2 separate regions of the Homo sapiens genome follow, and region 1 is linked to region 2. The links are chromatin loops, found by intact Hi-C in ENCODE. Cell type or tissue: heart left ventricle. All regions are shown on one strand. Each heading gives the region's core, and the rest is flanking DNA. Links, peaks and the distances in the headings are about the cores only. Region 1 holds the start of LOC124901782 (a long non-coding RNA gene). Region 2 holds the start of LOC105375587 (a long non-coding RNA gene).

Region 1 (15,602 bases), core at 3,904-11,903, 66 kb before region 2:
GATCTGAAGATGAAGCCATCCTGGACCAGGTGGGCGCTGACTCCAATGGCAAGTGTCCACAGATGAGAGAAGTGGGGGAGACGCACAGACCTGGACTATTCTCCAAGAGAAGCAGACTTCTTTGTTCATTAATCCACTGCATTGTTGGTCCCTTTTGTAGCGTGGTTTAACTTTACTCCAACTACTACCTTTTAAAGAAAAATCCTGCTTAAATAAATGAGGAACACACAGGTCATGGAGATCTGGCTATGGAACAGTGAGTTCTAGTCTGGAGTTTGGACTCTGGCATGTCCCATCCTGCCACCTGAATAGTTTGTCCAGGATTCCCGGGACACAGCTTCTCTGAGGGAATCAGCTCAGCCAAGGAATAAAGGCTCTCTACCCACTCTCCTGGTGAGCCCAGTGAGTCAGAGCCAAGGCCTGGGGCACCACTGCCTGTGCACTCCACCTGCCACCCTCTAAGCAGCAGTTGTCTCTGATGTGTTATGTTGTGGGGGAGTGGTACAGATGAGAAGAGCTTCCAGAGCCTCCCCACAGTCACATCTCACACTTTCTCAGAAGTCAGTAATTCCTTGAAAGGAAGCCTCTTCCTTCGCATTGAGGATATAGAACCCATATACTGTTCACTATATCTTTCTGTATTATTTTGTTAACATTTGCAACATATATCCTTAACTTTTCACACGTTGCTTAGCGTTAATTTTGTACTACTTCATGTAAAATATAGAATCCTTGCAACTGTATGGCTCCATGTACCCTGCCCCCTCCTTGAATGTAACTGATATGCATGCCATCTGCAGATGTTATAACTGGGCTCACTGGGCTCACCAGGAGAGTGGGTAAAGGGCCTCTATTCCTTGGCAGAGCTGATTCCCTCAGAGGAGCCGTGTCCCCGGAATCCTGGACAAACTATTCAGGTGGCAGGATGGGACACACCATATTTATTCTACACTCACACCCTAAGTATTAAGAGGAAAGTAGTCCTTTCAATGTACCCATTGATTTAATATTTCTGAAGATCATCACCTCTTTCTAAAGATCTAGATTTCCATCTGGGATCTCTTTGTTTTTCAGTTTGAAAAACTTTCTTTAACATTTTTACTAATGGCTAATTGTCTTAGTTTTCCTTATTTGAAAATGTCTTTATTTTATTTTACCTTCATTATTGAAGGTGTTTTGTTTTGTTTTTGAGATGGAGTCTCACTTTGTTGCCCAGGCTGGAGTGCAGCGGTGTGATCTTGGCTCACTGCAACCTCTGCCCCCCAGGTTCAAGAGATTCTTCTGCCTCAGCCTCCAGAGTAGCTGGGACTACAGGCGCGCACCACCACGCCTGGCTAGTTTTTGTATTTTTAGTAGTGACAGGGTTTCACCATATTGACCAGGCTGGTCTCGAACTCATGACCTCGTGATTCGCCTGCCTTGCCTTCCCAAAGTGCTGGGATTACAGGTGTGAGCCACTGTGCCTGGTCCTGAAGGATATTTTTGCTGAATATAAATTACTGGGTCAAAAGGATGTTTTTTGTTTTGTTTTGTTCTCATTTTTTCCCCTTTTGTTCCTTTAAAGACATGGTTCCATCATCCTCTAGCCACCATTGTTTCTAATGAGAAGTCAGCAATCGTCTGAATGATTATTCCAGCCCACAGCATATCAGGAAAGAGAATTCACTGGCTAAAGTTTAGCCTCAGTCCACTCAAGCCAGCTTCTTGGGTAGGTGTAATTCCTCCTCCCTTCCACACGTGAGCAGCTTCCTAGAACACCAAGCTCAGCGTGTGCTTCTCACATCGGAAACTTCATTCCTGTTGTCTCTGCCATCTCTAGTGCTATCCTTCCCTCTCTCTCCTGTAGACTCCCAGTCCCTTCTTCCTTCACACCTCTTCCCAAACACTACCTCCTCCACAAATTCTTTCCTGAAGGATAGTCTATTGGGAAGCCTCATTGATGTGTGGGGTTTTTTTGTTTGTTTTGTTTTGTTTTGAGACTTCCACCTGCTTGGGTCCAGGCATCCTCTTGGCAGAAGCAGCTACATTTAACTGAACAGAAAGATTCATTTGGCACCTACAAAAGGCACCAGGCCCTATTAAATCAGTCAGAGTGCATGGGATTGTCACAGTGGTTCCATTTCATTGTCACTTCTATGGAAAGATCTGCTTAAATAATATTCTATTGTTTGAAGTAAAGTCAAGCACTCCCTTCCCATCTGTCTCCTGAAAAGCTGCACCATCACACTAATGGGAAGAATAACTGTAACTTGACCCTTTCCAATGGGACTCTCACCCCACTGAATGCTGAAAAACCTTGGACATTCCAGTTCAGGGCCTGGCCCCTCAACCTTCCTTGCCAGTTATATCTGGTTGTAGCTCAGCCTCTGTAAAGGAGTTTAGGAAAACTGCACAAACTCAGAGGATATCAGCCCCACAAGAATGCCTTCACTTCAGACACCAGCCATAAGTTCAGGGATCCCATGACCACCCTCAACCTTGAACACTTGCTAGAATGACCTACAGAACTCAAGAGAACGCTGTTCTTAACTATGACAGTTTTATTGTAGTGAAAGGATAATAAATTAGAACTAGGCAAAGCCAGAGATGCACAGAGCAGAATCTGGAAGGGGTTGAACATGAAGCTTCTGGTCATCCTTTCTCCATGGAGCTCTAGATGTTGTCACCTCTTCCCAGTAAACATGGAATGCTGTCTGCCAGGGAAGCTGCCCTGAGCCTCTATGTCCAGAGTTTTTATTGGGGCTCCAGCATCTACTGTCCATATGGACAGACCTACTGCTGTCTCCATTTCCTCCAGGGGTCAGAACTGAATTGTCATGTCCCAGAGCCCTCATCATAAGTCACAGCTACACTGTCCAGTAGCCAAAGCCCCCAGGCAAACAAGACACTTCTCTCCAGGAAGACATTTCAGTGACCTGGGGGTCACCTCCCAGTGGCTGAGGGCAAAGGCCAGGCCTCTCTTTAGCCAAGGTTAATTCTTCATTACACAGTTTTTATTTCTCCATTAGAAGAATTATAAAATATTTTATTTTCTTTCTGCTTTTAAAATTTTTCTATAATGAATTTTTTACTTACATAATTCTTGTTAAGATGATTGTGAGGTGGGGCTCACAAGCAGGAGAAACTTCTTTTCAGTGTAGCCATTGATTTAACATTTCTGAAGATTATCACCTCTTTCTAAAGATCTAAATTTCCATCTGGGATCTTTTTTTTTTTCAGTTTGAAAGACTTCCTTTAATATTTTTACTAATGGCCAATTGTCTTGGTTTTCCTCATTTGAAAATGTCTTTTCTCAACCCCAGCTGGGCCACTAAGCCACAGAATGACAAGGTTCTCCCTAGGGGAAGGGCCTCAGAGGTGAAGAGCAGAGACTCGAGCCAGCCACACAGACCCCCACCACCGACCTCATTCACCAAGAGGAGTGCTCTGTGTACTGCTTCATGAATGGCAGCTAGTGTCCTTGACTGTCTGATTACTCCAAAACATTTACCCACTCTCAGCCTAGTCAAATTCTACTCATCTCTGAAGGCCAGTTCAAGTTCGTCCTGCATCAGGAAACCTTCTGTGACTGTCTCTTGCCACCCACTCTCCTGATGCATGTGCAATGAGATAGAATAGATGGTGGGTTTGTCCAAATAATTTGCAAATAAGTTGTCACCTGACCTCGCAGAAGTTTCCGACACCCTGATCCCATGCATGGTCTCACTAAGAATCTACATTCAGACCAAGGCCAAGCTGGGCCAGGTCCTTCCTCCTTGTCCCCTAAGCACCTGGCCGGGCTGCAGGCAGCAGGCTGTCAACCCACAGCAGCTGACGTGGAAACTGAGCTGTGTTTTCCTCCAGCATCGTCTTCTCTCATGAAGCGGCATCTGCAGTGGCATGGGAGGCAAGCCCGGCCCCTTCACGAAACTAGAGGCCACAGAAAGAGCTGCTGCCTCTCCACGCCAATGCCAGCAGCTCTCCTTGTCTGAGGAGGGATGATCTGGCTGGAGATCCCCACGACTTTGGATGGGAGGAACTGTCCTCAGCACCGAAGAGGCACCTGTTCAGTTCAGAGCACAAAGTGGGAGGTTGCAAAAGAGCATTAGCCGTACTCGCCCAGGAGGTCTGAGTGCTGCGCTAAGTGGCCCATGGGAACCTGAGTTCCGTGGGGTTGACCATGCCTGGGGAACTGAGGCTAGGAGGGGCCCCAGTGCCACTGAAAGAAGGGGGCATCCATTTCCTGGCATCTTGGGGAGCCTGAGGGTGACCACAGGGCCAACCCCACTTCCCTGCTGTGCCCTCTGCTTTGGGGGTGCTGTGTAATCTGGGGCTGAGGAAATGTATGGGCCCAAAGGAAGGGCACCAATGTGTCCAGACCACCCCCACACAGCTGCTCAGCCCATGCGTCAGGCCAGGTGCAGAGGACGTGGCTTGGCCTCCAGAAGGTCTGATGGGACCTTTCTCTCATGTGTGCTCCCACACTGGGTGTCCCTGTTGGGGAAACCCAGGCACTCACCCCACAGCCCCCACCATGAGAGAGAGAGAGAGGGCCCTTCTCTATGTGGCGTCTGATCTGCAGGCTCCCTCCTGAAGTCTCTCCAGAGGAGAGCTCTGATGTAGGGATGTCTGCGTTGGGTCTATGTCAATCCATAGTGGATTTTTTTTTTTTTTTTGAGACGGAGTCTCACTTTGTTGCCCAGGCTGGAGTGCAGTGGCCTGATCTCAGCTGACTGCAACCTCCGCCTCCCAGGTTCAAGCGATTCTCCTGCCTAAGCCTCCCGAGCAGCTGGGATTATAGGCGAGCACCACTACGCCCAGCTAATTTTTATATTTTTAGTAGAAATGGGGTTTCACCATGTTGGCCAGGCTGGTCTCGAACTCCTGACCTCGTGATCCACCCGCCTCAGCTTCCCAAAGTGCTGGGATTACAGGCATGAGCCACCATGCCCAGCCCATAGTGGATATTTAGGGCAATGCTGCTGCCAGCCTCAAACGACAGGATGTGGTCAGATGAAGTTTGTATTTGCCTTCTTAATGAACAGTCAGTTACTTAGACACTTTTCTAAGACAAAGAGAAATGTGACTTTGGGTTTATGACTCATGTCTCTGAAAAGGATAAAATGGTCATACATAAATGAAATCAATACCTGTACCCCACCTCCACACACCCTTTTTCCTCTCTAACCTCTCCCCAACCCTGAAGACATTAGATATTCAATTCTTGTTATTTCCAAGTTCCAATCCCAGCTGCCCTAGACAACTTTCTGATGCTGACTTGGATCTGCCTGTAGGGAGTATTGCTTTGTGGAAGGGACTTTGAGTTTTGTGGTCCCCATACAGTCAATTCCCATGTTAGCCTAAGACAGCCAATGGCATTTGGTCTTCTGTGCCCATCTTGCGTGCTTGGCTAATGTGAGTTGTGTCTCAGAGACACAGCGACCCACCAGCCTTGACATAAATACATTTTATGCAGGCTCCAGGCCTGGCCTGACTGGGGCTGCTCCCCGAGGCAGTGAAGGGCTCCCCAAGATCTCCTCACAGGCTTTTCGCTGTCCTGACAGCACTGCACTGCAGCCTGCAGCAGGAGTCGTGTTGCCACACAAGTTGTGAAGGTGCATTCAGTGTCATTCTAATTGCCCAGCTGCAATGTGGAGAGGCTGCATTAAGGTAAAGACCCCGAATTGCATTAGGCTGCTGGGAATGGGACTTGATCTCTAGGAAAGTGGTTCTCAACCTCGAACATGCGTCAGAGCCGTGGACACTGACGGCTGGGCTGCCCCAAGGTTCTGACTCAGTAATTCTGGGCTGGGGCTTGAAATTTTGCATTTCCAACAAGTCCTGCCCTAACTGTTCTAGGGATAATCCAGGGTTGATATTGGATAATCCAGGGTTGATATTGCATCATCAAGGAATTTGTTTCATTGCAAGGCCAGTAAGTATCACCAGTTTGTAAGCAGCTTACTATTTCTGTATCATCTCGTATTTCAGGCATGAGAGCGGAGGCGCCTCTGCCTGGTGAGCTGAACAAAAGTGGATCCACTTCTATCTGGACAAAGGCCCACTGCCAGCTTCACCTTCAGATTTTACACATCCTCTTCCTCAACTTTAGAGTGACAACAAATGTAGTTCACACATATGAACCAGTGAGTGAACGTGTGCAATGAAAATGCGCTTACATTTAAAAATCAAATTGCAGCAGGCCTTTCTGAGCTGGGCAGACCCTGTGCTGGGTCTACGACAGCACATCCCCCTCAGACGTGGCCCGCACGCCGCACATAGCCCAGCGAGGGGCGTTCTGCAGAAACGTCAGCGAGCTCATGGCTAACGTGCTCAGAATAGACACTGCCAGCTAACTTCCAGTCACCTGGCTATGACACACTCAAGCCTGTGAGAGTGAACCGGGTTTGTAAAAACCAGGACTAGTCAAAGCCCATTATTAAGTTTTACACTTTGCTCCCTGGCCTAAGGGAGTAGAAATCCAAGCTTGAAGGGAAAGGAGGGGTCTGATTTGGTGAACAGAGATATGAGGCTGAGGCTTCTGAGCACGTGGGTTTGGGGTAGGGGTAGGGGCGTGGGGGTACTGAAGATCAAGAAGAGGCTGAGGACACTCAAGGGAGAAACCCGGGCTCTAGAGCCAGCCCCCGTGGGACAGGCCCTGGCTCTGTGTGATCTTGGGCAAGTCTTAGCCTTTCTGTGCCTCAGTTGCTTACTGTAGAATGCGGTAACTACTGCTGTTATGGGCAGGGTTATGTCCCCCCAAATTTATAGTTGAAGCTCTAACCCCCCAGTGTCACTATACCTGGAGATGGGGACTCTAAGGAGGTGATTAAGGTTAAATGAGGTCAGAAGGGTGGGACCCTAACCCAATAAGACTGTGGCCCTAGAAGAAGATGAGAAGCTCTCTCTGTCTGTCTCTCTGTTTCTCTCTCTGTCTCTCTTTCTCTCTCTGTGATATAAAGGTGGCCATTGGAAAACCAGGAAGAGAGGCCTCAGGAGAAACTAACCCTGTTGATCTTGGATTTGGACTTGGACTTGATCTCAGACTTCCAGGGTCCAGAACTGTGAAGAAATAAATGATTGTTAAAGCCACCTCGTCTGTGACAATCACCCCCCCCCCCCCCCGCAGCGATTTGGTGAACTGGAACTGAACATACACAACACCCCTTCTTCTTCCAACTCTCCTTCTCTGTGCATTCTTTCACTCCCACCCGACTCCCACCCCCAAATCTTCATAGAAACATCTGGAGAATGTGCTCAAATCTCAAACCCCGGGGCGGGACCCTGCACTACCAAGCGCGGCCACTGAGCGGCACTCACACCCGGCGGCGCGCGCTGGTTCTCCCGCTCCGGCCGCGGGACTGGTGCGCACCTGGGACGCGGCCAGAGAGGCTGAACCCCTAACGTTTTATTCTGATGAATTTAGATTGAAAGATGGAAGCTATGTACGTTATTTTTCCTTTAAATGGACCTTCATGGTTCCACTAGGGCGACATGTTGCTGCAATGGCTAATCATTCAGCCTCCGAAGGAGACGTGCGGCGACTGAAACGCACGCCAGATTTTGAAGACCGTAGGAAAAAAAAAAAAGCGAGCCAGTCATTGAGACTTTTTAAATTGATTACATGTGGAAATGCTAATGTTCCAGCGGGACTGGATTAAACAGGACATTATTAACATGCATTCCACCTGTTTCTGGTTACTTTTTAAATTTGGCTAAATGGGCATTTTACATTACAGGTGTGTGGGGGTGGGGGCTGACCTGTGGCCTCGGCTTCTGGCCCTGGGCCTTCCCTTCCTCCCACTTGCCACGGGGGCCGGGTCCGGGAGCAGAGCTCTGCAGTTAGGGCTGCTGAGAGGCGCAGGTGCAGAGGACGGGTGGGTGCCCAGGCCCAGGGCACAGGGTCAGGGGTCGGAAACCTGCCAGTCTTTAAAACTACATTTCACAGAGGATCCATCCCGGCCGTCTATACATAGGGTGGGTCCTCCGTCAATCCATCCAGCACCCACTGAGTTCACCCCATCTATCCTATGTATAAGAAAATCGCGGACCGATCACGGGGGCTCATGTCTGTAATCCCAGCACTTTGGGAGGCTAAGGCAGGTGGATCACCTGAGGTCTGAAGTTCCAGACCAGCCTGGACAACATGGTGATACCCCGTCTGTACTAAAAACACCAAACTTAGCCCTGCGTGATGGTGCATGCCTGTAATCCCAGCTATTCAGGAGGCTGAGGCAGGAAAATCACTTGAACCCAGGAGACAGAGGTTGCAGTGAGCAGAGATCACGCCACCGCACTCCAGCCTGGGTGACAGAGCGAGACTCCATCTCAGAAAAAAAAAAAAGTGAAAAAGAAAAAAAAGAAAATCACCCAGTGCTTGGCAGTCACCATACAGCCAAGACCCACCCATCATTCAAGTCCACCCCAGGCTGGCTTCATTATTTTTGGGGAGGACTGGACCTTCATTTGACTTGCTATTTACCATTGATTAGGGCCTAGACTTTGTGAAGTTACATGTTAATTTGTAGATATTTTGTCAGTAGAGATGCAAATGATTTCAGTCTGGTGGAGAATGAAATCACTGAAACTACTGGCCCCCAAGGCCGTGGTTTTAGTTTGCGGTAGGATATTGATCACTTTGGCCTCTAACTTAGCAGACTTCCTTTACAGGGGCTGTGTTGGCTGATGAAACAAAACTCTGTCAGCCACTCTTTGAACCAGTTGTACAATTTTGCCCTTTCCCAGTCTGGGCTAAGCAAATCTCTGATGTGTTCATTCCAGATTTGTATGAGAGTCTTATATTTAACTGTTAAGTTTATAAGGTTTACTCAAGTAGTTAACTGAATCAGGAGAGAAATTTGAGATGAGGTTGAGGTTAACCCCTGGGGAAATGATGTCCACAGCATCACAGGGAATGGTTACCCTAAGCCGGGGCATGCACGTGGGGAGGGAGGAAAACTGGAAAGACTCTTTCATCCAGAAAGATGAAGGCTGAGAGGGGAGGCAGGTGGCATTTGTGATTCCATAGACAGCGTCAAAGAGAGGAACCTAAGCTTGTTGCCAAACCTGAGAAGTAGAAACCTCTTTCAGGTGAAAAGAGGCTGTGTGAGAGGAGAAAGGAAGGGAGTCTCTGCTTCAATGGTGTCAGAAGTGGAGGAATCTTTGACAGATGCTGGAGTCAGTCTGTGTCCCGTGTCTTTGAGGAACTAGCCCCGTGAGACACAGCCCCTGACCTCAGGGAGCAAGCAATCTAGCGGTGTCCACAAAAGCAACACCTGAAGATTAAATAATACAAAATACATTTCAGGAAATACGTAGAACATTTCAAGCCACTGGTGCAGACAGTGGGAGCTCAGAAATCAGAGGAGGAGGTGCCAGTGGGACTGGGGTCTGTTATGTTGTACAGCAAAACGCAATGAAGTTAAGGACCTCGAGAGGAGTTGCTGATCCTGGGCTATCCAATGGAGTCCTAGGTACAGTCACATGTGTCCCCATAAGATGGGCAGAGGGAAATCAGAAGCACCACAGAGGACAGACAAGGGTCTTGAAGACAGAGGCAGAGACTGGGGGATGCAGCCACAAACCAAGGAATCTCAGCAGCCACCAGGAGACAAAGATAGATTCTCTCCAGGGCCTCTGGAGGGAGTGGGACCTGCTGGCACCTTGATTCCAGACCTCGGGACTGCAGAGCAGCAAGAGGAGACATTTCTGTTATTCTCAGCCACCTGGTTTGTGGTGATTTGTTACAGCCACCCCAGGACGCGAATACCTTCCCTCACATGCCTAAGCTGAGACGGTTGGAACCACAGGGCAACTGGACACACACCCCGACTCTCTGCGCTGCACTTGGGCTGCCTCCCAGCATGGCAGTCCCAATGGTCAGACTTCACAAAGGTGCTAGCCTCCAAGAGGACAGTTCCCAGGATGGGGAAGCAAGAGCCCCAGGCATTTGAAGAGGAAGTTACCCAGCCTCATCCCTCCCACCCCTGAGCAAGCTTCAGGGCCAGCCCGGCACTAGCGGAGGGGAAGGAGCCCATTCTCCCCATGAGAAGACTACAAAGCACCCACCCAGATGGGGTATGTGGGGCTGCTCCTCTGAGCACTGACCCCCGGCTTCCAACCGCAGACCATCCTCAGAGCTCAGCGGGTCCCTTCTCCACATCCTCAACCCTACAGCCTAGAGTTTTCAGTGCCCAGGACCCTTTCAGAACAGGAATGTGTGGAACAAGCTCTAAATCTAGAGTGTAACTTAACACATACATAAAATTGCTTTCTTTCAGGTTTATTTTTAAGAAGCAAATGTTATTAATTTCCGGAGAAGGAAATGAAAGAAGATGCTGCAATGATAGTGTCTGCAGAACAGCTTCAAAATCACACAAAGAGACAGACTCATGAAGGTGATATTGCAAAACCAGCATGGCATGGGGGCAGACACTGTGCTGTGGAGGGGACAGTGTGGAAGCCACATTCCCTGTTTCCTTCTATCCTCCTCCCACTCTCTTGAGTTGAATCACCCTCTAGTGGGGCCTGGGCCTGCTTGTTCACCCAACGTCTGATGCACAGTTCATTGTTACTCCTTCTTTTAACTGCATCATCCTTTACTTATAAAGAATTTGGAGAGGCAAATAAGGTCGTATTAAAACCAGTTGGAGCATGATATATAATGCATGGTATAGCCAACAAGCAACAGTGAATCCTTTGAACACACTTTCTCCAGTGTGCATCTGGTAAGGAGGCTAAGTTCTTAGTGGGATAGCGCTATTATTAATCAGAAAGTTTGAAGGTGCTTTTTGAGAATTAACCCCAGAGCTACAGAGTTATGCATCATTATCAGTATACCAGCCTATACTTTGTTCAGTGCTTTACAATTTAATAAGTGCCTGATTTCTTTCTCAGCACTATGTGAGGAAGGTGTTACCATTGGTTAAGGATGCAACAGCCAAGGTTGAAGGAGACTAACTGCTTCGCCGTCTGCTTATTCTCAGCTGTAAACAGCTTGCAGGAGGACAATCTGCATTGTTCGCAGAGAAGCAAATATGACCCAGAGGTCAGAGTCGCAAGAGCCCAGCAATTTGTCTTTGCTCCTTAATCCACTCTGTGCCATCCAGGGAGAGATAGTAACACTGATTTCTGAATAGTGCTTTGTGTGTTACACAGTGGCTTCATATCCAGCGCCTCCCCCACCTCCTCCGCCCTCACTAGGGGTGGATTGCCCCTGAGCAGGGTCTGAGGGGCAATGGATCGGGGTGCTGCAGGGGCTGAAAGCTGCAACTTTGCAGGATGTTTGTGTAGTCATGACAGCCTCGCGGAAAGCCTTGGGAGCATGGGGCGTCCTAATCATCCTGACAACTCCGGGTGGAGGGTACACCGCCGTGCTCCATGCCATCGGGACAGAGCTGGGATATGCAGGCCATGGCGAACAAGCACACAGCACAAACCTGTGCCGCACTGTCCAGGTCAGTGCTTCTCATCCAGAGAGGCTTCATCCCCCTGGACAAGCTTGGCCATGTCTGGGGACAGTTTGGATTGTCCCAGCTGGGGAGGGGTGTGGAGGGTGCTGCTGGCATCAGTGAATGAACGGAGACCGGGGATGTTACTAAACATCCTACAAGGCACAGGGCAGCCCCTGCCACAGAGAATCACCAGGCCCAAAGTGTCAATGAGGCAGAGGTTGAGGAAGCCTGGCATAGGGGTTTTACCTGTTATGAACATGTTAATCCACCGGCTGATGTGAAACAGATGCCAGGATCAGTCCCCACTTTGCAATTGAAAACAGAAAAAGCAGGGGTCTCAGTCCTTGTATGAAACAAGGTAGTTTTTCAGCCAAACAAAAAACATTAAATGAAATAAAGTCAAGGTACTTTGAATCATTTTGCCTCATAATTTATAAAAAAAATTAGCAGTAATGAATATCAACAGACTAAGTATTGTAAAAGAGGCTTTCAAAAAGCAGAAATTACAGAGAAGACAAAGAAAATAGGCAAAAACACATGGCTTATAGGAGATTTTGTTCATTTCTTTTGCTTTGTGTTACCCTCTTCCCATGGTCCTGCCTTCCTTGGGTTATTTGAATATATTTTTTATTCCATTTTAAATAATCCATTGTCCTTTCTGGCTATATCTTTTTGTATCAGTTTATTAGTAGTTTCTCTAGGGATTACAATACATATATTTAACATTTTATAGTCCACTTAGAGTTCATATCTTACCATTTCAAGTATATTATAGAAGGCTTATGACTCTATTGGTTCATTTATCCTCCTCTCCTTATGTTATAATTGTCATATGTACCACATCTCAGTAATAATTATACCCAGAAAATGTTACAATATTTGCTTTCAACAGTCATATACATTTTAAATAATTTAAAAAGAGAAAAAGAATTCATTATATTTACCAGATATTTATCATTTCTGTTGCTCTAATGCCATTCCTGAAGTTCCAAGTGTTCCTCCAGATCATCTTCCTTTTTCCTGAAGAACTTGGCTAAGCATTTCTTTTATAGGTCTGTTAGTGACAAATTCTCTTACTTTCTCTTAATCTGAGTATGTCCTTATTTCACTGTCATTTCTAAGATATTTTTGCTGGATATAGAATTCTGGGTTGACAATTATTTTCTTTCAGTAATTTATAGATGTTGTTCCACCATCTTCCTGCTTCCTATTTTCTGATGAGAAATTTGCAGTTATCCAAAGTACTCTTCTCTGATACATAGTATACTGTTTTTATCTGGTTGCTTTTAATTGTCTTTCCTTTACCTTTGATTTTCATTTACAATGCATTTTTTTTAAGTTTATCTTGTTTAGAGTTTGTTAACCTTCTTGAACCTATATATATATACGTTTTTCATCAAGTCTGGGAAGTTTACAACCATTATTTCTTCAATATTTTTCTGCACCAGTGTCCTCCTCCTCTTCTTCTGAGACTCCAATAATAAGAGTATTAGACTTTTTGATATTGTCTCACAGGTGCTTGAGGCTCTGTTTTTGTTTCATTTTTTTTTCTCTCAATCTTCAGGCTGTGTAATTCCTATTGATTAATCTTCAAGTTCACTGACAATTTCCAGGATATCTCCCACAATTTTTGGCATTCAGGGCTCTCCTTTCCTGGTTCTTCTGGACAGAAAGATAGTGTTATCTCCAAGATTTAGCTTCCCGCACTGCCATGCAGCTCTGCGTGACTAGGACTACCTTAGGAATAAATTGGTAAAAGAAAAGACAAAAAAATTAACAGGGATTATCCCCCCATTTTTAAAACAGCTGGAGCTCTTTTTCCAGTTTTCTTCTGTCCAGAAAATCAGGTTTTTCTTAGCTTTTTAATTCTTTGTGCTATTGTATAGTTCCACATGACTGGGGCCATCTTTGGAGCCAAGTGGCAACAGTAAAGAGGAAGAAATAAACAGGGATTCACCCCACTCCATTTCCAGTTCCTCTGGTTGGAGAGTTGGGTCTTTCATCAAAGTTTCAGGGCTTCCAGCACCAGGACCAGCAGCATAGTGGTGCAGCTCCACAGCTGGAGCTGGCCTTGGGTCAGGGTCAAGAGAGGAAAGAAAAAGAATAGTGAAAATTTCTCCCACACTCCCTGGCACGCAGGGGTCCCTTTTCCTGGTCCTTTGGCTGGAAAGAGAGGTTTTATCCCAGATTTTTGTCTTCTGGGCCCACTGCACAGTTCTGAGATTCAACCCACCCTCAGGTCAGAGCTAAGAGACAAAGAAAGAGGAACAAGGCAAAACTCACCCCCATTTGGGGTCATTATCAAGTTTTGACATCAGTTGCCCATCCTTTTGTCGTTACTTACTTTTTAGAGGGCTCAGGGAGTTGTTCTTTATGTTCCTCCCAGAGTTTTCAGCGTTCCCAGTGGGACGGTAGACGGAAGTGCACGTATTCCACCTTGGCTGGTACCAGTGGTCACTTATAGAAAATGCAAATTCTCTCAGCCCAGGTTGGAGCAAATGTACAAAAGAAAGTAATGATATAAAAGACCAAAATGACATGATCAATTTAGTATACCTGAGGGATATCTACTAAACTTTAAATCCTAAAAATATAGACTATATTGTCTTTCCAAGTGACCATGGGACACTTCCAAAATTAACTAATAAACCACACAAATAACTTCAATTAGTTCTAAAGAGGAGAGATAATGCAGAAAACATTTTCTAATCACAATGCAATGAAACTAGAAATTGATAAGAAAGTCACAAAACCAAAAAGGCCTTGACCTAGAAATCGTATGATTCCTTATTAACCAACTTTTGAGTCAGAGGGAAATACAAAGTGAATTATAGAATTTCAGGGAAACAACAATAGTGAAAACATTAAATGTTAGAGTTGAGAATATAAATACAGTAGTTGATAGACTTAAATATCCATATCAGGTATAGATATTTAACAACACTGCACTCCTTACTTCCTGTCCTAGGTCTGACTTCCACGGTCTTGCTGGACACAGACCCTTTGTGGACATTTGACAATGTCTGGAGACATTGGAGTGACATCTTGTTATTGCATACTTAATAGACTACAGTATAGTATAAACATAAATTTATATGCACTGGGAAACCAAAAATTTTATGTGACTCACTGTATTGCCGTATTCACTTTATTGAGGTGGTCTAGAACCCAACCCACAATATCTCCAAGGCCAGCCTGTATGTGATCTCATTTACTCTTTATAAAGACATCTGGCGACGAAAAATCTCAGAACTCTTTCACAGATAAGAAAACTTAGGCTAAGACAGATGTAGGGAGAAGAGTGAAAATCCCCAAACCACCTTCCCCATTTTTTCCTTCCCCAGGGCTCACCCCGAATCACTCAGTGCTGTGTCACGTGTCATCCGGACGTTTTTCCTTGAGTGACAGGCATGACTACGCAGGAAGGCAGAGGATCGCTGTGGGCCGGAGGCCTGACCCACCCTCAGAAATGGTGGCCAAGCCCCTCAGGGCCACTTCGTACAGCAACCCTGTCACCATGCTCACCGGAAACTGGTCTGATCAGTCCTCGTGACAGCAGAGCAGGAAGAGAGCTGGAGGTTCATCAGGAGTCACCCAACACGTCACAGACCGGGACATGGAAGCCAAGAGAGGTGTGGTTATCCTCATCACAGTTGACGATGATCCTCAGTGCTGGCCACCAGGATCAAACTAGCCACCATTGCCTGAGTTCTGCGTGCAGCTGGTCTGCAGCGCTGCCCCACATGGGACCCTCTCCTTGAGGGGCACATGACCTTGGGCAGAGCAGCTCTCTTGCGATGAGGCGATGAGGGCCTCAGCCCGAGGCGGATATGGGCCCCACACCCCAGTGTTCACCACAGCCACCAGGATGCTCACTTTAACCCGGCGGTCACTGAATTGAACAAGGCACAGGTGACCCCTCTTTGCGAGTGACCTCCAATCCAAGCATCCTGCAGCTGACCCAAGTCCTCACCCTGGAACTCTTCCATAAGTGTCGGATAACTCTTATTGCTGACTGGTTTTAGCTCAAGACCCTTTGAGTTTTAGGACCTTCCACAAAACACTTTGCAAATATAGCTCGTGAGCATTGAAAAACAGCCCCTTCCCCCACCAATCCCACGATAAGGGAGCCTGAGAGTCAGATCTCATCTCAACCAAGGCTGTGCTCTG
Region 2 (15,602 bases), core at 2,539-10,538:
AAATAGGGCCATGCAGGTGTAATTAGCTAAGAAGGGTCATCCTGGAGGAATGCATCCCCTAATCTGACTGCTCCTTATGAAAAGAATACCCTGTGGAGAGAAAAGGGTGCATATGGAGGGAAGACCAAGAACAAGACACAGGAAAAAGGCCATCGCTAAGCCAAGGGGCCAAAGATGGTCAGCAGCCCACCAGGGAGAGAGGCCTGGGGCCAATTCCCCCTCACTGCCTCCAAAGGAGTCAACACTGAGGATCTTGACCTGGTCTCGGACTTCCAGCCTCCAGAACTGTGGGGCTGTCCATCCTGTTGTTTAACCTGCTGGTCTGTGGTGCTTTGTGGCTCCCATGACAAGCTCCCAGCATCCTCTCCCTCTCCTGGACTGGGGTTAGGTCTCTTGTTTGCAATCCATCTCTCTCCACCACCTGCCCTGGGGCACTGGAAGGCAGATGGCACAGGATAAATAGGCATGGGAGGGAAGGGGTGGGATGCTAGTGGGAAAGAAAGAATTAGGATGAATCTATACAAGAGGGAAGTCAAAAGGTGGGGACCCAGGCTCAGAGCATCTCAGCAACAGAAGTCACAAAAATATCAAAAGGAGGGTGAAGAAGCTGGGCTTGGTGGCTCACACCTGTAATCCCAGCATTTTTGGAGGCCGAGGCAGGTAGATCACTTGAGGTCAGGCGTTCAAGACCAGCCTGACCAACATGGTGAAACCTACTAAAAATACAAAAATTAGCTGGGCATGGTGGCACAGGCCTGTAGTCCCAGCTACTCAGGAGGCTGAGGCAGAGAATCGCTAGAACCTGGGAGGTGGAGGCTGAGGTGAGCCGAGATCATGACACTGCACTCCAGCCCACGTGACAGAGTGAGACTCCATCTCAAAAAAAACAAAAACAAAACAAACAAAAGAAAGGTGAAGAGACTCCAGAAGGCAGGTGGCTTAGCAAACTCTCAGCTGCCGGTCTTGTGCCTCTCCGTTCCATGGCCTCAGGGTGGGGCAGAGGTAAATTGCAATCCCTGGACAGGCTTGGATCCACAGTCGACCCAACGTGAACACAGGCTGCGATTCCATGGTCTCTGGTGACCACATGTCCTCCTGGTCCCCTCCCTGATGGAGCACCTTGTATCCTACCTCCACTGCCCACTCGCTCTCTCAGGTCCAGCCAAGTCCTCTGACAGAGGTAGTGTGACCTAGGGAGTCTCCGGAATGGCACAATCTCTCCCAGGGGGTGTTCCCATGGTGCACAGGGCAAGGTTATCCAAGTTCCAAGAAAACATTCTGTTTGTGGACCTGACTTACCGGAGCACATGAGTGAAAGCAGATAGGAATAAGCAGATCACGGCTCAGCTCCGGGTGCGGGGTGGAAATCAGGGTTAACCAGAGGGCAATGGGAGAAAATGATGTGGGGCACTCATTTAAATTATCTGCAGGACTCTGTATCATGAAGATAAACTTATTGCAGCCCTAGCTCATGTTTCCAGAGCAGAGTCCTGAGGAGAAGGAGCACTTACCAAGGACGAATGGGTCACTGCGTGGTCTGCAAATAGCATCTGGAAAACAAGAAGCTGGGACCTTGGAAACAGCAAGAGTCAGAGTTGGTCGGGGAGCTTGCCCTGGACACAGTGGGCTTCAGTCTAGAAGACACCGAAAGACAGAGCGAACTCCCTCCTCCTACAAACTGTTCACACAGTGGGAAGGAGGACGGGGTTTAGCAACACGCTGTCTCAAAAATGTGCACTGTCAGGCAAATATGTGCTTGTAACACCAGCCCTGGAGAGGAAAGTCTCTCTGGGCTTCGGTCCCTAACCTTTACCCTAAACATTAATATATCAATCGGCAGCGGCCCTGGAGAAGTTGCTGATGGCATCAGAGAATGAGGGCATTCACTAAGCTGTCACAGCAGACCCAGATGCAGTGGCGGAATTAATTTTTCCTTCATTAATCATATCCTAATTTGCATGATTAATATGTCATAGTTGATGAACACGGGCGGATACAAATAAAATCACTGAACAAAAATGCCACCTGCTGAGCAAAAAGAATAAGACAAACAAGTGAGTTGGCACAGCTAAATGAGCAGGAGTCACTTTATTTCCCAAAAACAATATTCCAAAAGCTTGAAACAATGCCACTATTGGGGCCGCTTGCCGAGGACTGTGGAGACAGACATTCCCAGAGTTTTCCACGGTGGGATGAGCTCCAGGGTACACACAACTGTCACAGCTTGCCATTGGACAATTCTAAAAACTCACCTTTCGAACCTCGCCTGTTTCCCAAGCGGAACCCAGGCCAAGGGGCGGGATGTTCCAGGACAAAGTGGTGCCACCTCGTCAGCCCAGGCCCACTTCCTCCAGCTACGAACCTCAGCCATTTCTGGCCAGCGGCTCTGGGGCAGAAACTGGGGCAGGGCATTGCCAAGGACACAAGCAAGGGGAGCGGAGGAGGAGAGGAAGCAGGGAGCGACCGTGGAATGGCCTCGGACCTGGGGCAGAGCCTTCGGGATGCTGGAAGCTGCTCAGGGGCCGTGGCTGAGGCCCAGGCAGCCACCAGGGGGGACTCCGACTGGGGTCCAGGGGCAGGCAATGCCCAGCCTCCCTGGAGCGTGGGTTTCCTTCAAGGCCACGTGGCAGAAGCAGCCACAGGAGAAGCAGCGCAGTTTTCCGCAGCGGTGGGAATGTCCTAGACCTGGCACATCCCGACAGTAGTCACTGGCACACGTGGCAGTGGAACACATGAATGTGGCCAGGGCGGCTGAGAAGCAGACATTTTCATTTCATTTTAATTAATTTAAATTGAAAAACCCACGTAGGGCTAGTGGTCCCTGGCGGGCAGCTGAAGGGAGTGTGGGGACCACAGCACTTCCCTGGCTGTGGGACCTGGAGAGGTATTCCTCCTTTGCAGCTCCGTCCTCCTCTGAGGCTGAGGGGTTGGATGGGGGCATCCCTGGAGCCCCCAGTCTGCACTTCCTGACTGGAGTGTGGAAGGCGCCTGCTCTGTTTGTTTCCACTATCCTTCCACAACCTTCACTGTCTCCCTCCCCTCTGCTTACCGAAAACTGCCTCCTGCCAGACTAAGTTCCTGGCCCCTCACTTTCCAGCCGCATCCCCCACGTCTCTACCACGTGAACAGACCCTCAGCCCTCAAACACACCTGTGCCTCCCACACCACCCCGTACCTTGTCTGTGCCATTCCCCATGGCTCTTCCCCACCCACTCAATACTGATGGAGACCCACCTCAAGCCTGATGTTCTGGAAGCTTCCCAGAGCTCCATGGCCCACAGGCTTCTCACTCCCCCACCATTTAGAAGGAACCCAGCCTCTGGCTGTGGTAGCTTGCAGGGCAGTCCTCTTTATCTCACTGTTACTTGATAGCAACAATGTTGCAATGTCTTGGAAACTGTGTAACAACCTGGCAAGGCTGAGCACACCTGCCCACAGAGCGGGGAGGTGCGCAGCCTGTCCTCAACGCCAACTAGCAGGGCGGCCTGAGGAGGTGACTGCATCTCCTCATGGTCTCCTCACCGGAAACATGAGGATCATGCTGCTTCCTTTTGGGGTTCATGTAAGAGCCAGGCGCTCACCTGTGCCAAACGCCCTGCCCGCCCTGGCCTGGGTTCAGGGTTTTCAATCCATGCTGTGCTCCCTAAAAGACAGGCCACTCCTCTGCTCTCCAGCACCTGAGGAAACGTTGTTGCTGGTTGCAGGATTCCTTAGTCTAATCCTAACACCTCAGTGGCTTCATCCTGGCCTCATGCATTGTGCTGGAGCCTGGTTTCTGGTGCAGGAAAGTTGTAAGAATGCGTTCCCTGCCATCTCGTTTCTATTTTGAACTATCTGGCCCAAACCCTTTTCTTTAGTTTTCTCCTCTTCCCTTGGGGAAAAAGAAAAGGAGAAAAAAGGAAAGAAAAGGACAAAAAAGAAATGGAGAAGAGAAGCAAGACAGAGGCTGCTCTGAAATGGTTTCTGCACCTTCTCCAATACAAAGGGCAGTAAGATTGAGTAGGATGAGACAGCTATGACTTCCTATTCCCTTTTCCCAGCCCCCAGGCTAAAAAATATGGTGGGTCTGAGGTTCTACTCCCCAACCCCGGCCAACGCTCAAGCCTAGACAAGAGTTGGATGCTCCACGGGAGTAACGTGAGACCCAGGAAGGCCACGTCTCATTTTAACTTCCTCTCCTCTATTCCATACCACAATCTCCGGGGAGCTTCAATGGATGGAGAAAGTTCTATGCCTGCAAGAACTGAATTTACCATCAGTGCCTTCATATTTGTGATAACCTTGTTTTCCCGTTCCTTCAGGGATGCTGCGCTGAGTGAAGATCTTCATGAATACCGTGTGTGAGGCAAGTAAAAGCGGCTCCTTGTGGCTCATTCGCTGCATAAGGTCCCATTCAGAGACTCAAATCCAGAAACTAAACATCATTGAAAAGGAATCCTAACCTCTGGTGCTCCTAACCAGGAGCCGCATTTCTCTAGGACCTCTGCCTTGGCCTTTCCAGCGCCCTGTGCCCACAGCGGCCCTGCTTGAGCCAGTCATAAGCAAGGCCCCCAGCTCCTCCCCAGCCCCGTCCCTCTGGGCTCTTCTATTTCCCCGCCCAGAGGAAAACATTCCCAGCTATACAGAAGCAGATGGGATGGGGGTTACCAGGGAGGCTCCAGAGAAATGGGGAGATGCAGGTCAAGGGGAGAGAGTCGCAGTGAGGTAGGAGGAATCAGTCCAGAGGCTGGCTCGCAGGAAGATCGCAGTTCACAGCACTGCAGCACACCCCGGGACTTCACCAGGAGAGTAGATTTTAGACTCTCTTACCACCAAAATGATGAAGAAAAAGAAGAAGAAGAGGAAGAGGAAGAGGAAGAAGAAGAAGAAGAAGAAGAAGGGGAAAGGGGAAGGGGAAGGGGGAGAGGGAGGGGGAGGGGAAGAAGAAGGGGAAGAGGAGGAAGAAGAGGAAGAAGAGGAGGAGGAGGAGGAGGAGGACCGGGCGGTGATGGATTTGAGAACTTGCCTGACTGTCTTAATCACCATGTCTATGGATATCAACACAGCAGGTCATAAATGTTAAAAATCACGTCCACCCTTAAACATATGCATTTCTTAAAAAGGAAATGCGTCACCAGCCACATGTGTGAGTCGAAATTATCTCATAGACACATTTGTAAAAAGTAAAAGAAGGATGAAACTTAATATTATGCTTTAACCGAGTACATCCAAAATATCAATGAATTACTTATAAGATACATTACTTTTTTTTTCTAAGCAGCCTTCGAAACGCCGTGTGCCTCTTCCACTTGACAGCATGTCTCCATTTGGACTGGCCACATTCTCAAAAGCCGCAAGTGGCTGAGGACTGCCACGGAGGCCACACAGCTCCAGTCCATTCTACTGGTTGTTATGAGTTCAGTGTTAGTGCCGCCCCCACCCCCCAAAATTTGCATGTTGAAGTCCTAACCCCCAGTGTGATGGGCTTGGACATGGGGACGTCAGGAGATAATCAGGGTTCGGTGCAATCCTGGTGATACAACCCTCGTGCTGGGACGAGTGCCCTCATGAGAAGAGGCCAGAGGACTTGCTCTCCTGCCACGTAAGGACACAGTGAGAGGGTGGCCGTCTGCAGCCCAGGAAGACCCTGACCTGCTGGCACCCCGATCTCAGACTCCCAGCCTCCAGAACTGGGGGACATGACTGTCTGTTGTGGAAACTCCCAGTCTGTGGTATTTTGCCACGGCAGCCTGAGCTAAGACACTGGCTTTGCATGGCGAGAGCCTGCAGATGATCCAGCAAAAACAAACTGTCCCTAGCAGGCCTGGGGCAAGGGGGAGGACCGAGCAGACCCCATATCCAGCATCACAGGGTTCGTGAGTGAGCTGTTATGCTTGGTGTTGTGTGCAGAGATTAAATGTCCACAGTCTCTGAGTTCACGAGGCTTATCATGTCATGAGGGACAAGACGATAACTCCGGTTTATGCCTGCGTTACTACTTTACCCACTTTCTGTGCGCATGGAAAATGACAGGAGAGCACAGAAAAGCACCCGTGTAGCCCAGAGATGGACACAAGTGCTAAGGAATCCAGATGGAAATGGAATGACTTCGGAGTAGGGTAGAAAGAACCTACTGCTACTATTATCTACTCTTGAAAACCTAAAAGGTTCGGGGGTTTTTTTTGAAAGGCCTCTCCCAGCACAGATAGGAATTGTGTCCATAGTCAAGGGTCACTCCAGCTTCTGATGCTGCAGCTAATATGATTGGACTTTTGCCCAGATTGTTTCGAATTGCCCCTGGGCCACATATTAATTTGTTTCAGATGCTACCTTTTCCCACTGTTAGACATAAAAGAATCAAAGTGAAAAAACAAAGATGCAAAGCCCTGGGATTGTTAAAAAGTTAATTGCTCAGTGTTGGCCTAAATGACAGAAAAGTCCCCAACTTCCTCAAGGTCAGAATTTTACGTGTAAAAAAGGAAACCTTGAGAATTTAGAAAACACTTGCCTCAAATAAGCATCATTAGCCATTGCACCAGTGGCTTCTACACACCAGGTTAAGCCACATCAAAGAACTCCCACGCTCCTAGACCCAGAAAAATAGAAGAAAATAATTAAACAAAGTAATTGGAAGCGCCTGGCAAGGTCAAAGTACCAGGAAATGTCCTTGAGTAAAAAGAAGCCTGGGACTAAGCTGAGCACATCTAAAATCTCTCATATCCAAAGCCTGTATTTTCCTTGGCACGGGAGATGGAGAACTTGATCCTGACCATTGACAAGGAGGCCAGGAGGCTAAATCCGCCACATGCAGGCTTCCTCCTAATACCCTGACGGGACTTCCGGCTTCTGTAAACTTCTGTGGGAAGTAGGCACACGCCGACTTGGGGAAAGTTGACCAGGGTAAGCCTAGAGGAGGGACAATATTATAAACTGTGTGGAAGGTCCCCTGAGACGTTCACAGACTCAGAGGGAGGAGCGGCAGTGCGGACTTGAAAGCAATCCAGGCGGAGCTGCCAAGAGGCTTAGCCACAAGCACGGATCCAGCCACAGAGCTGGGGCGAGGCTGTGAGGAGCAAGCCGAGCCATGGCATGCCGCTCGGTGGTGGGGGAATCTGGCGGCACTGTCCAGGAAGAGCCCCTCTGCCTCCCCGGAAAGCTCCCACCGATGATCCACTGAGATGCACAGACACGACCCAGAGGCCGGCTGGGCTGATCCCACACGTGGCTGGTGGCCAAGGGACTCAGCCGTCCACACCCAGCCACACACAGGAGGCTCGTCCTATGAGACCCTCCTAGGATCCTCGCTCCTGATGTGTCCTCATTCGGCCTGAGCAGTCGCGGCCATCTCGCCTCAGGCTGTCCCCATCTTGCCTCCTACCCACCCCCACGGTCTCCCACTGGCTCGAGCCCCTGCCCTCCCCAGGTCACTTCCAGGTCTGTCTCCATCTGGCTGTGCCACTGTGCTCCCAAGGCCTCCCCAGGGAGCCGTCCCTGCAGGGGACATGTGGCATGGTTTTGCTTTGTAGTCGTGATCTTGGAGAGAGACACTATGCCCTAATCTCAAAGACAGTCCCTAAGGCTGTGAATGTCAGGCCCTTACCAGGCCTGGTGGTAGCAACTATTTCAGAGTAGGCACATTCTTTGGGCTCCTTCCAACCACACGCATGAGTAACACTGGGCCTGCCCAGGGTGAAGATCCAGTGGAAGACATCATGTGGATGAATTCAAGCTGGAAAATAATCCCAATGACATGAATATTTCAACCTAAACTTTGATTTGTACCACAATTATATTTTTTCTGATTACAAAAGTAATGCAATGGCATTGTAAGGGATTAAAGCCTTGTTTTATATGTATATAATTTTTTTTTTTTTGAGACGGAGGCTCGCTCTGTCGCCCAGGCTGGAGTACAGAGGCGCGATCTTGGCTCACTGCAAGCTCCACCTCCTGGGTTCACGCCATTCTCCTGCCTCAGCCTCCCGAGTAGCTGGGACTACAGGCACCCACCACCATGCCCGGCTAATGTTTTGTATTTTCAGTAGAGATGGGGTTTCACCGTGTTAGCCAGGGTGGTCTCAATCTCCTGACCTTGCGATCCACCTGCCTCGGCCTCCCAAAGTGCTGGGATTACAGGCGTGAGCCACCATGCCCGGCCTATATGTATATAATTTTTGTAGACTTGTTCTTTCAATATACCTCCAGGAAGAAACACAGCCTAAATTTACATGAATATGTTTCTGGACTTCTTTCTTCTCCTCCTCCTCCTCCTCCTCCCCTCCTCCTCCTCCTCCCCTCCTCCTCCTCCTCCTTCCCTCCTCCTCCTCCTTCCCTCCTCCTCCTCCTTCCCTCCTCCTCCTCCTTCCCTCCTCCTCCTCCTCCCCTCCTCCTCCTCCTCCCCTCCTCCTCCTCCTTCTTCTTCCTCCTCCTCTCTCTCTCTCTGTCTCTCTGTGTCTCTCTCTCTTCTCTGTGTGTGTGTGGATGTGTGTGTACTCACACAACAGAGCTCTGGAGATGCATGCAGCACACGCATATGTAGATATAACCACTATAAGGACAATATCCTAAGAGCTGAGTGTCCAGGTCACTGATTTTCCTTTCCTTGTTTCGTTGCAAACTCAGGGTGTCACACCTGGGCCGTGTGGAGGCTGAGGGATGGGTGAGGACAGATGGGGATGGGCACCCTGCTGTTGTCTGAGGGCCGTCAGCAAGTCTCTCAATTGGTGATACGTATGGACCTGGGTCCTCATGAGAGCCATCCTAATCTTTTCTCAGTGATGCAACACCGTCTGTTTCCATGCCATCAGTCTTATTACAGGATGATGGCCAAGGAGCTCATCTGAACTGCCAGGTGAACAGTGGGGCCCTACCACATCCCCATCTACCCATAGCTTGGTTTGGGTTCACGGTGCCAAAATCATATCCCCAAGTTATAGTATAGGCTCATTGCCAAGGGAGTTTTCTTGTAAACACTCCCTGGCCCTGGGAACCCTTCTCTGACCTAAAGGAGGCATCGCTGGACTAGGTTCCGGGTAATGCAATCACCTAGTGACCCGTGTCCCCAGCCTGTTCTCAGGTCCTTTGCATTTTCCTCAATGTCCTTCCTGCTCATGCCCTCAGGCCCCTGCTTTTGGGATGTGTGGCCAGCAAGCCCAGTGCAGGAAGTACTGAGCTGCCGACTGCCACTCCACAGAATCACAGGACAGAGCCTCCCAGAGGCAGTAAGTGCAGCGTGGGCTGGAGGAGGCCACCTGCTCCGTTGTGATGAGGGCTGGCCTCTGCTGTGCTTTGATTTATGAGCAATCATGTGTTCACAAAGTACCTACTACTATGTGACCAGTGCAGCAGCCAGCAGGGTCTGCATAACAGTGGCTGCAAGCTCTCCACCCAGACTCCTGCCCTCGTCCATGGGGATGAGGTTGGGGCAGCCTCCATGCAGTTAGCACCTCCTTCCACTCTCCCCCTCCAGCCAGCAGGAGCCACAGTGGGCCACAAGGAGGACTCTGCCCTGAAAGTGGCAGATCCCAGCCCAGGAGAACCTGGGTCCCTGGACGGCAGCCTGGGCCTGCACCCCTGACCCGGGCCGGCCCCCAGGAGCTGTCTTGTCAGCGAGCAGCACCCACGTTTTCAGGTTTCAGCAGCTTAGCTTTATCCTGACCGATGCTTGGCACTCAGGACACGCATCTGCTATCCCTGCTCTCCACTCCCCTAAATCTTGAGGACCGGTGTCCTCTCGGTTATAGCCTAAACTACAAGTGTCATCATCGTCTCTGTGCGTCGGTGGTCAGGAAGTTTGATTGTAGAATATCAGGATGAAACCTTTCCGCCAGCCTCGTTTTCCCTGGACGTGATGTCTGGAGTCAGAGTTAACAAGTCTCCTGCTTCCTGGCTGGAGGCTGCGGTCTTTATTCCTCAGAAGGGGGCCCAGACCGTTCCACTGTTGACATTGTGTCTTCGCAGACGGCTCAGTGGCTCCTTCAGGCTGTGCCCTGCTGTGAATCTCAGCCTCGACTCCAGCCTGGTGCAGGGGTGCAGGGCACAGAGCACACGCCACACAGTCACCGCAGGCCCTGAACCCAGTGGAACCTGCCCTGTGGGGCTGGGGTGTTGCTTAGGACCCGAGACAGCGTCTTCCCTCCAGTTTCTCCCCTTTGGAAGGGGACTGGCTTTCTTCTGCCTGTCCCACCATGGCATTTGGGAAGCAGATAACCTGTTTTCCAGACAGAAGATGCCACACCCTGTGAAGACATAGACTCTCAGGGAGAAGACCCCAGAGGACAGAGGCAGGGCTGGGGGTGACATGTCCACAGCCAAGGAACACCAAAGACACCAAGCCACCATAGTATGCCAGTAGAGAGGCCTGGAACAGACTCTCCCTCCCACCCTCGGAGGGAGCCTGCCCTGCCGACACCTTGACTTCAAACTTCCGGCTTCCAGGATGACGAGAGCATCAGTTGCCCTCACTTTAAGGTCTCAAGTTCTGTACATTCTGCACATTCCCAGAAAAGGTTGGTCACAGCAGCCTACAGTATTTCAGTTTAGCGTATTCTTCTGTGTTCAGTGCATATTCCCAACACGGTCTAGAACGCCCTTTACTTCACAAGCACAATTCCATAGTAAAACTTAATAATGGTGCTCTGGGCCAGGCCATTTGATCTGGCTGGACTGTGTTCCCTGGCTGTGCCCTGAATGTGTCACCTGCAGCCACACAGGGCGCCCTCTCATTCTTGCACTGACCCAGCTCCTAAACAGCAGCTTTCCAGCAGTGGTTCCTGGACTTCCAGAGAGCTTTTCTGCCACAGTGGACATTGCCATCCTTTTTTTGGCCACCAGGCATCTGAAATCCTTCCCAGTGTTTGGTGAATCCTCCAACTCGTGACACAGGATCTGAACGTAGCTACACTACATTCAGAAAGTGCAGAGGCCAGCACTCGCTTTGCCCACAGGGGCACTCGCACCCATGAGCCTAGCTGCAAGCCTACCCTGCCGGGAAGCTAGTGACTCCCAGAACTCAGACGGCTCAGACACCACCCTGGATGGCCACGCCGTTCCCATGGGCAGAGGTGTCAGCAGGTCTAGCGGCAGCCTGCAGCCTCTAGCCTGAGGTCCCTTCTGTGTGTGCAGCCAGTAGTGCTGGTGGTAGAGACTTCCCTGAGCGGGTCCCAGTGTCCTTTTTCCCAGCATCTTTCTCGCTGTGGTAGGCTAGGAAACTCGTTCTCCTCCCCACGCCACCTCCATTCCTTGAGCTAGACAATATATAATTCTTTTAATAATCGCTTTAATAATTTAAAGGAATATTTAAATACTCTTTTAACAATTCCTTTTCTGCTTCAGTTACCCAGAGCTGTGTTCTGCCACCTCCCACTGAGAACCGTAAGTGGTTCTTTCCTCCGTAAGCACATACTCCTGTTTGACATGAAAATGTCAGCAGAGATTTTTCGGCGTGATCTAAAGAATGCGATCTTGGCGGCCGTCTACCACACAAGGAGGAGGGCACGTGTGGATTTCCTGGCCTTGCACAGTTGGTGATGAAAGCGGAGTTGCCTAGTGATCAGCTGACTTGTGATCAATTACAATAATGATGGAATTTCAAGGTCAATGTCGTGCTGGTTTTTTTTTTTTTGCGAGCTCATCTTTTCTGCTTAAGGAGAAAATGCTAGATAAATGCATCTCCATGTGGGCCTGGACCTCTCCATGTTGCTCTGTCTTGTCTGTGGATGTTTGACAGAGACCGGAAGACCTGCAGACCAGCCTGCCAACACCGTCTGTCAATGGGGTGCCACTTTCACGGCCCTCCCCTTCCCATCAGCCTTAGCCCAAATCACCCTCCAAAATCACCAACCATAGGAAACATCTTTAATGTAAACTAATTCCTTCACACTGAAAATGTTTACAATTTAGCTGGGTGCGGTGGCTCACACCTCTAATCCCAGCACTTTGGGAGGCTGAGGCGGGCAGAAGGCTTGAGGTCAGGAGTTCAAAACCAGTCTGAGCAACATGACGAAACCCTGTCTCCACAAAAAATTTAAAAAATTAGCTGAACATGGTGGCACATGCCTCTGGTCACAGCTACTTGGGAGGCTGAGGTGGGTGGATTGCTTGAAGCTGGGAAGTTGAAACTGCAGTGAGCCAAGATTGCACCACTGCACTCCAGCCTGGGCAGCAGAGAAGGACCCTGTCTCAAAACAAACAAACAAAAACCAAAAATGAAATAAAATGCTTACTGTCGGCCCCCTTTCTCTGCAGAGGTCCAGATGAGGAGCCTCTAATCAAGGTGGTGACTGGGCCACACAGCCACGCCCTTCCCTCGGGGTGAGCCCTTCCCTAGGGGTGAGCCCTTCCCTGGGGTGAGCCCTTCCCTCGGGGTGAATCTTTCCCTTGGGGTGCACCCTTCCCTCGGGGTGAGCACTTCCCTCTGGGTGCAGCCTTTGCTCGGGGTGAGCCCTTCCCTCGGGTTGAGCCCTTACCACAGGGTGCGCCCTTCCCTAGGGGTGAGCCCTTCCCTCGGGGTGAAACTTTCCCTTGGGGTGCGCCCTTCCCTCAGGGTGAGCACTTCCCTCTGGGTGCAGCTTTGGGGTGAACCCTTCCCTCGGGGTGCAGCCTTCACTCAAGGGTGAGCCCTTCCCTGGGGGTGCAGCCTTCGCTGGAGGGTGCATCCTCCCCTCGGGGTGCGCCGTGGCACATGTTGCCTCTCCACTCACTGCTCTTTCTTGGCTGCCTCCTTCCTGGTGAGTCCTTTCCCGCTGTTGCTCACTATCTGCGGATTTCTGATCACTTGTCTTCCCTCTTGAGCTTGGTGAACAGACCAGGAGGAGGGCACAGGATGACCCCCATGGCTCCCCGAACATTTCTAAGACCAAAACCAAAAAGCCCAAGGGGAGAGGACCGGACCCCACTCAGGGCTCAGAAAGCTGATGCCTGGCGCCCCGCAGTGGCGTGGGGTGGTCTTGCGTGGCTGTGGACCCCTCAACCAGGCAGGCGAGAGCAGGGAGGGAAGTGGGTACAAGTGAGCAAGTGTGTGAGTGTGTGGGAGTATGACTGTTAGTGTGTGTGTGTCTGAGTGTATGTGTGACTGTGTATGTGTGTCTGAGTGTTAGTGTGTGTGTGAGTGCGTGGGAGTTTGTGTGTCTGAGTGTAAGTATGTGTGTCTGAGTATATGTGACTGCGTATGTGTGTCTGAGTGTTAGTGTGAGTGTGTGTGTCTGCGTGTTCGCGTGTGTCTGAGTGTATGTGTATGTGTCTGAGTATGTGTGACTGTGTATGTGTGTCTGAGAGTTAGTGTGTGTGTGTCTGCATTTAGTGTGTGAGTGTGTGTCTGAGGGTTAGTGTGTGTGTCTCAGTGTTAGTGTGTGGGAGTGTGTGTGAGTGTGAGTGGGTGTCTGAGTGTTAGTATGTGTCTGAGTGTTAGTGTGGGAGTATGTCTGAGTGTGTGTATCTGTTAGTGTGTGAGCGTATGAGTGTGAGTGTGTGCATGCTGGGAAGAGACATGGGCTAAGAATAAAACACTTTCCCAGAGTGTAGCAAATAATAGCAAAGTTCACCCATCAGTTCTCCTGCCTTAAGCAACTATGGGCTTTCACTCTTCAACTTTCTTCTCTCTCTCTCTCTCTCACACACACACACACACACACACCATGAGACCTCTTCTGAGCTCTCCTGGCAAGGTTGGGCTCCCTGCTGCCCCCATATCCCCTCACTTACACCAAGTTCCGTCCCCCTGACTGGAATGTTTGGGGTGAGAGCCCCTCCTTTGTCCTATTTGCACCAGCGTCAGCTGAACGTGTTAGGAAGTGTGACCGCCGCCTCTCATGGACCCCAGAACAACCTCCTGTTCGCACAGGGGCCCACTCCTAATCTTCTGGAGTTGGCATCATGGGAGATGACCAAACTCTCCTGAAAAGTCTTGCGCAGTACCATGATCAATAAAACTAGGAGAGTATAACAGAACGCTCTGAATTTGGAGCCAGAAAACCTTGATTCAGGTCCTTCATGTGGCCTTGGGCAAATCACTTAACCTTTCTGAGCCTGTACCCTCAACCGTATCTTCCTGTTTCTTAAGATCAATGTGAGGTTTAATGATAAATAACTCTTAAAAGGGCTTTGCATCATGCTTGGGCATTTTGGCTATTCAAGAACCTCGCGCTGCATGAAGAAAGATGCATTCTGTGTGACTCTGGAGGCTTTTCGAGCAGAGAGAAACAGCAGGTTCACAGGTAAGAACCAGGAAGGCCATGTGGGCTGGGAAGATGGTGAGGCAGCTTTGAATGCAGCAGTGGTGTGGGGGCACAGGGTAGGGGGAGGTTAGATATGCAACTGACTTCAGAGTTTCCTTCTCAGCTTCCCTGGATGGGAGTTAGTGTTAGGATCATAAGTCAGAATACAATTGGGATCGTAGAAATTTCCCAATTCTAGTCACTCTGTGCTCAGGTACAACTACTTAAGCACGATCATTGTCTCGGTCCAGGACACATCCATTCACACATGCACACACACACGCCATGTGTGCACACATAGGTATATACAAGCATTACATGCACACACCCCCACATGTATATACACATATAGACACACATGCACACACCCACATGTGCATGCACACACCCATAAACAGGCACACACGTGTGAGCACAGGCATAAACATGCATACACTTACGCACACACATGCATACATGCCCCTTAAACTCACTGCAGAGTCTGAAGAGAGGTTGTTGACTTGAGGAGCAGCACTGTGCGTTTAAATGAGGCAAAAGAAAGTTGACCACCCCCAGCCTGACCAGGAGTTGTGGTTGGCCAGGAAAATAATATTTGGAGCTCATGAATAAAGAAGTCATGATGACTGAGATGGGGGCACTCGTCTCCACCCAAGGCACCTGCCAGGCAGTTGCATCACTACCTCGCCCCTGTGCCCCAGGGCTGTGAGCCCTCCTGGCTGCCAGCAGTGCCTGAACTCAGAACCAACAGGACCTTGGGGCACAGCTCCGTGGCCCTTTCAGTGACCGCCCTCTTCTTCCTCTTGCAGCCCTCGGCTTGTTCCTCCTCCTGCTCACACTTCACCCTTCACCCTGGCTGACCTGCGTGTGCCAAACACGGTTGTGAGCTCCCACAGAACGAGGAGAGGCAGCCCGTTCCGCTGCATCTCCCCAGGGCACCGGCAAGGACAGGCAAAGCCTCGTTGACTGAATTCACGGAGAGCAGAGACTGCGCCCAGGCCTCGACCCCAGGACTTCTGTGTTGTGTGAGACGTGCTAGTGATGCCGCTTTAAGCTCTGCTTTGAAAATGGTCCTTTGACAGATTCTGAATGCAAGTGGCCTCCTTACGAGATCCTGCAGAATAACAAGGACAACTTATCACAACTTCCTCATTGTAAAATCCAGCTCAGATTGCAGTTGAAGATCACAAATGCTCTCTGTTTCACTTTGCGATGTTTGTGGTGTCTAATACAGCAACACAAGCCTAGGTTTCTGTGCAAAGACTTCCTTATTGTTTATTTACTATCCACTTCCTCTGAGCAGGACTGATCGACTTTTCACTTCTTAGGCCCCTGGTGGGTGGCCTAACATTGGGAACGTCTCTGGGAATCAATGGCCTCCCATGCTATTGCCCTAAGAGGAAAAACTATGGACCC

The links. Hi-C counts contacts between places; a loop is a spot of excess contacts. Peaks named below come from ENCODE experiments on the same cell type or tissue, not always from the same donor. Only the 100,000 strongest peaks of a DNase experiment are listed, where the experiment ranks them.
Region 1: a loop joins it to region 2, with 3 times the contacts of the local background. A loop is called at or near these places in 23 of 110 quality-filtered maps.

Annotation. Positions count from the first base shown.
Region 1 is chr7:155,183,486-155,199,087 of GRCh38, forward strand. LOC124901782 (a long non-coding RNA gene) reads right to left here and starts at 14,970. Exons shown (of 2, transcript XR_007060602.1): 1 at 13,777-14,970; 2 at 12,100-13,502. RefSeq lists a silencer at 2,486-2,740 and an enhancer at 14,449-15,602. In heart left ventricle, for the core only: a CTCF peak has its summit at 7,295; a DNase peak (open chromatin) is centred at 7,298; H3K4me3 peaks cover 281 bases; H3K27me3 peaks cover 1,875 bases.
Region 2 is chr7:155,250,782-155,266,383 of GRCh38, forward strand. LOC105375587 (a long non-coding RNA gene) reads right to left here and starts at 3,325. Exons shown (of 5, transcript XR_001745437.2): 1 at 3,235-3,325; 2 at 1,132-2,751. It overlaps LOC105375588 (a long non-coding RNA gene), which reads right to left. Exons shown (of 5, transcript XR_928227.3): 2 at 14,663-15,300; 3 at 13,678-13,904; 4 at 12,678-12,826; 5 at 12,112-12,151. In heart left ventricle, for the core only: no CTCF peak of the experiment used is centred there; DNase peaks (open chromatin) are centred at 6,990 and 7,277; H3K4me3 peaks cover 636 bases; H3K27ac peaks cover 1,257 bases.